Linked DNA regions of Homo sapiens: region 2 is linked to region 1. The links are chromatin loops, found by intact Hi-C in ENCODE. Cell type or tissue: endothelial cell of umbilical vein. All regions are shown on one strand. Each heading gives the region's core, and the rest is flanking DNA. Links, peaks and the distances in the headings are about the cores only.

Region 1 (2,913 bases), core at 96-2,595:
AGTGCCCTGTCCAACAGTTTTGTTTGTTTGTTTGTTTTTGTTTTTGAGACGGAGTCTCTCTCTATTGCCCAGGCTGGAGTGCAGTGGTATGATCTCGGCTTACTGCAACCTCCACCTCCCAGGTTCAAGCAATTCTCCTGCCTCGGCCTCCCGAGTAGCTGAGATTACAGGCATGTACCACCACGCCCAGCTAATGTTTGTATTTTTAGTAGAGACGAGGTTTCACCATGTTGGCCAGGCTGGTCTCGAACTCCTGACCTCAGGTGATCCACCCGCCTTGGCTTCCCAAAGTGCTGGGATTATAGGCGTGAGCCACTGCACCCAGCCTCTTCTTTTTTTTTTGAGATGGAGTTTCATTCTTGTTGCCCAGGCTGGAGTGCAGTGGTGGGATCTCGGTTCACTGCAACCTCCACCTCCCGCGTTCAAGTGATTCTCCTGCCTCAGCCTCCCAAGTAACTGGGATTACAGGCATGTGCCACCATGCCCAGCTAGTTTTTTGCATTTTTAGTAGAGATGGGGTTTCACCATGTTGCCCAGGCTGGTCTTGAACTCCCAACCTCAGGTGATCCACCCGCCTCAGCCTCCCAAAGTGCTGGGATTACAGGCGTGAGCCACTGCGCCTGGCCCTGGTCCAGCAGTTCTATCACTGAGTTCTGACTTAACCGTGTTGTGCAGGAGGGGAACACGTGGTGTTTCCAAGACTATCTGAGAAAATCGGGTGACAGTATGAGACGGTACACAAACTAGAAGAAACAGGTCCCCTCTGAAGCAGAAGGAGTCCAGAAGCAGCGTCTGCCTGGTCACAACACTAATGCACAGGGATTTTGACCTTCCCAAGCTAGCTCTCTCTGTGGCCTCCTTTGAAACTCACAGCACTTTCCACCAGCGAGGACACTGGGGCCCCAGAAGGAGGCTGCTTGCCTAAGGTCACACAGCCAGTGAGTGGCAGGGCCTAGATTTGAAGCCGGGTCACCGGCTCACCAAGCGCGTGACGTACCCCACACTCTGTGGACAGCAGGGCTCCTGTTAACTGGGTGGATTGACATGCAGCCTCTGCGGACTTCCCTGGGCTGAGTCGCCTTGCAGCATTGTTCAGGAGGGCGTGGGAGGGCCGTTCCCACTGAACAGGCGCTCCCCTCACACACACACAAAGCCACCTGGGTGGCCCTACAGACCCTGTCCCAGCTGGCAAACTGGGCAGATGGCGGGTGGGGGCAGTGAGGGCAGGAGTCTGTTTTGTTTGGCCTGCATTAGTCATCCCTGTCTGGGAACAGCCCCGAGGGCAGGAGAGCAAACTTCCTCCCATCCCCTCCCCACGCCACTCCCTCCCCTAATAACCTACCGCAGAGCCACTGCCCAGCACGGGGCCCTCTCTCCTCCATGTGCTATTTTGCTAGAGGTATTGTCTTTTTTTGTTGTTTTTTTTTTTTTTTTTTGAGATGGAGTCTTGCTCTGCCATCCAGGCTGAATGCAGTGGCGCAATCTCGGCTCACTGCAGCCTCCACCTCCCGGGTTCAAGAGATTCCCCTGCCTCAGCCTCCCAAGTAGCTGGGATTACAGGCGTGTGCCACCACACCCAGCTAATTTTTCTATTTTTAGTAGAGACAGGGTTTCACCAGGTTGGCCAGGCTGGTCTCGAACTCCTGACCTCAGGCGATCCACCTGCCTCGACCTCCCAAGTGCTGGGATGACAGGTGTGAGACACCGCAACTGGCCACAATGGGTATTATCTTTATTTCCCCTTCTCCCCTCAGTGAAGAAATTAAGGCTCAGAAGGGGAAACCGACTTGACTGAAGATACTCAGCTAGAAAGCGTCAGGGTTAGAACCTGAACCCAGGACTGAAGGAATCCAAAGCTTCTGCCTTCTCCCAGTTCCCAGACTCTTGGGCTAGGTATCGGGAATCCCGGATTCCAGTTTCAGCTCTTCACAACTAGCTAAGTGACCCGGGCGCTTCACTGCTCTGAGCTTCAGTTTCCACACGTGCAAGATGAAGAGAGATGGAGCCCAGGCTCAAGGCCCACGCGGGCACTCCATGGCCAGCAGTGCCCCATACGTGAGCTTCTTACTAAGAGTGAACCCTCTGAGGCTGGGCCCAGGGGGCACATGGTAGGGACTTAAACACCCAGAAATTTGGCTTCAACAGTCTCAACTGAAAGGGAACAGGCACGCTACCCAGGGGGATCAGCCATTGCACAGACAGAGGGAGAATAAAACAAGACCCCTACCCTAGAAAGCACCCGATCTACATGAACAGACAAGCCCTGCAGCCTCTACACAACACAACACTCTGAGGCTGGTTAACTGGGGCTGAATGCTGTGCTCAGAGAGACCCTGTGTGGGGCAAAGTTGTGGGAAGGGGACTCCAGCTGGGGGAGAAGGAAGAGAGGATCTGAGGAGCAACCGGAGAGAAGGCTGGGTGGGCTGCAAACCCCCTGCCAGCTTCCCAGAGTGCCAGGATCCCACTGACTAGAGGCGAAAATCCCAGCTTTGCTCCAAGCAATGGAGCACTTGATTATATACCATCTCCCACCCCTCACTGTGAGGCACATGCCAGCCTGGTTTCCGCAAGCTGATGATAAGTTCCCTAAATGCGTAGAAGATGAGTCTGTCATCTACACGCTGCTGGGCGCAGAGGACAATTTTAATAACTGGCTCTCGGTGACACGGCAGTAACAATACTTTCCCTTCAAACAGCGTCTCCCCTCCCTCCCCACCCTCAGGGACACCTGGCTGCTTGGCCCACATCTCAGGACTGCCGTGGGTGCTGTATTTGCCCCTCCTCCTAGGACTTCCAGACCATTATTGCAGAATCTTCCTCCCTTGAGCCTGGAGCACCTACTTATGGTAAAAAGCATCATGACATAATGGCTGGACTCTCTGGCTCTGAAGCTACTTATGAGCCACGCACCCT
Region 2 (2,913 bases), core at 287-2,786, 70 kb before region 1:
AGCTCTCGATAGTCTGGTGAGCTCAGGAAGGGATTCGGGACCCAGGAACCAGCCCTTCCCACATCACATCTGGACCTGGAGCTCTCGATAGTCTGGAGAGCTCAGGAAGGGACTGGGGGACCCAGGAACCAGCCCTTCCCACCTCACATCTGGACCTGGAGCTCTCGATAGTCTGGTGAGCTCAGGAAGGGATTCGGGACCCAGGAACCAGCCCTTCCCACCTCACATCTGGACCTGGAGTTCTCGATAGTCTGGCGAGCTCAGAAAGGGACTGGGGGACCCAGGAACCAGCCTTTCTCACCTCACATCTGGACCTGGAGCTCTTGATAGTCTGGTGAGCTCAGGAAGGGATTCGGGACCCAGGAACCAGCCCTTCCCACCTCACATCTGGACCTGGAGTTCTCCATAGTCTGGCGAGCTCAGAAAGGGACTGGGGGACCCAGGAACCAGCACCTTCCACCTCACATCTGGACCTGGAGCTCTCGATAGTCTGGAGAGCTCAGGAAGGGACTGGGGGACCCAGGAACCAGCACCTTCCACCTCACATCTGGACCTGGAGCTCTCGATAGTCTGGTGAGCTCAGGAAGGGACTGGGGGACCCAGGAACCAGCCCTTCCCACCTCACAACTGGGCCTGGAGCTCTCGATAGTCTGGAGAGCTCAGGAAGGGACTGGGGGACCCAGGAACCAGCACCTCCCACCTCACATCTGGGCCTGGCCGTGTCCAGAGGTGTAGCTCCACCTTGGGAGTTGTGGCAAAGGTGGCTGGAACCCGGAGACACGGCCTGCACCTGCTGGAGCCAGACGTCCCCAGAGCTTCCCCTGCCTCCTTCGGGGAGCCCCCTCTGGGATGTCTGAACCCTCTTCCTCTGGCCTCAGGAAGGAAGGCTGGGCCTCTGCAGAAAGTGGAGTGTGGGGTGTGGGAGGCGCATCCTTACCGCACCAGAGCTGGCATGGCTGAGCTTGTCAAAGCGGAATTTCAGGTTCGATCTCGGGGAGTTTCTGCTTTTGGCATCTAAGAAAAAGAACGGCCATGAAAGGAGGGTGGAGCTGTGGAGGCCACTGGGGCTGTGTGTGGGGACTGGCTAGGGAGGCCAGGGGAAGGGGGCCTCCTGCCCTCCACCAGGACCAGGCACCCTAGCTGACCTGTGCCGACCCACGAGAGCCAACTCCTAGATTATAGAATTGTGGTGAGCTGGTTGTTCAACTCAGGCCATTTTTTAAAGTTGAATTATATATAAGCTTACAGTTCAATAAATTATATTCAACAGAGGTAATAAATACTTGAAATTCGTCACTTCCTACTTATTTTTCTCTGTTTTACGATTATCTGTGCTCTTACGTCTATTGTATCCATGTGGTAGAAACACCCTAAAGATGGTGGCTACAGTATATCTTCTTCCCAAGTCCACGTTCGAGGACATCACGTCAGTAGCTTGAGATCAGCCACGACAAGTGTATTTACACCACAGAAACTGGTACATGCTACAAATCATGACTTGATTGATTGTTTTGTTGTCTAGACTTAAGGAACTAATAGAAAAAAAGGAATTTACATGAAACTTCAAAACATGCTGTGTCTGCAGCGATTACATTGTGAATAGCACAAAAGAAAACTGAGGAAATATCCTTCCGGGGTTTGAAAACTTTTCTCGGATACAGCAAGGAAATGACTCATGTCACTGACGAATGAAGTTCTCTTAATACAAAATACTCATGGCCGGGCGCCATGAGAGTGAGTGTGTGTGTGTGTGTGTGTATAATATATATTATACATATGTATATACATATAACATATAATATATATGTATATATAATATATACATATATGTATATTATGTGTATCTATAACATATGTATATTATATGTATATACTATATATGTATATATAATATATACATATAAAATACTTATTAACAAACATGGTAATATCAGTCCACATTCATGTCAGAATTACACACATTCATCTCCTGCAGCCTTAAGTTGGCTACAGATAAAAAGGTGAAGCAAACACCACTAAAAGCATTCTGTGAGAATCAGTTGGACATATGGGACTTATGGTAAAGAATATTATCTAGTATTTGTACACTGGGTTTGACATCCATCGTATAATAAAATTCCGTTAAGTGTGTGTGAGTGGTGGCAGAGCCCGGTGTCAACATTTCCCGCTGTGCCCCGCTGGCAGGAGGGCCACTTGACTTTCTGGCTGTCCTCTGGCCGAGGGTATGGAAAGCTTAGTGCAGCCTTCCTGGAAGCTGCTGGCTGGTTCGTGGTGCTTCGAATCGAGGAGTTCCACCCAGGGCTACAACACCTCTGTGTAACCTATCAGTCCTCTTCTGTGCCCCAGGAAGCCCAGGTAGGAAATGACCATGATCAGATATCTGACATTATGGAGACTGTACGTCAGGACGTCAGGCCACCTCTCCCCACTCCACCCTGCCTCTCCCCAGACTCAGCCAAACAGCATGAAACCGGTTCCCAGATCCCCCCAAGCCCACCCTGATCCAGTGGGTACCAAGCACATCTTTCGTGGGCTGGGGGTGAAAAGCAGCCCATCGGGGTTAAATACTGTGTGGAGAAAAGGTGTGTAAGAGGCAGCCTCACCGTGTGGTGTGGGAAGCACCGGCCATAAGTCACCAGACCCGCTCCAGGTCCCTTCCGCCCTCGGTGACCTTCAGCAACCTGCAGAGACTCTCTAATTCCTTTACTCAAAACCTTCCTTACTTTGACGTTTATTTAACACCAAGTGGGGGCCAGGCTTGCTTACAGATTCTTTCATTCATTCCTTCAATATTTAAGTCTTATTTAGAAAACAAAACAAAACAAAACAAAAACACCAGGTCAGGCGCGGTGGCTCACGCCTGTAATCCCAGCACTTTGGGAGGCCGAGGTGGGTGGATCACGAGGTCAGGAG

The links. Hi-C counts contacts between places; a loop is a spot of excess contacts. Peaks named below come from ENCODE experiments on the same cell type or tissue, not always from the same donor. Only the 100,000 strongest peaks of a DNase experiment are listed, where the experiment ranks them.
Region 2: it touches region 1 in a loop (11-fold over the local background); 3 of 110 quality-filtered maps call a loop at or near these places.

The regions. Positions count from the first base shown.
Region 1 is chr17:2,958,647-2,961,559 of GRCh38, reverse strand. The region is part of intron 4 of RAP1GAP2 (RAP1 GTPase activating protein 2); the gene reads right to left. Among named protein-coding and RNA genes, the nearest start is that of RAP1GAP2-AS1, 5.8 kb to the left of the region's middle. RefSeq lists an enhancer at 906-1,447. In endothelial cell of umbilical vein, for the core only: no CTCF peak of the experiment used is centred there; a DNase peak (open chromatin) is centred at 1,199; H3K27ac peaks cover 948 bases.
Region 2 is chr17:3,029,023-3,031,935 of GRCh38, reverse strand. RAP1GAP2 (RAP1 GTPase activating protein 2) reads right to left here. Exons shown (of 25, transcript NM_015085.5): 23 at 938-1,014. Among named protein-coding and RNA genes, the nearest start is that of OR1D5, 33 kb to the left of the region's middle. In endothelial cell of umbilical vein, for the core only: no CTCF peak of the experiment used is centred there; a DNase peak (open chromatin) is centred at 1,595; H3K27ac peaks cover 2,295 bases.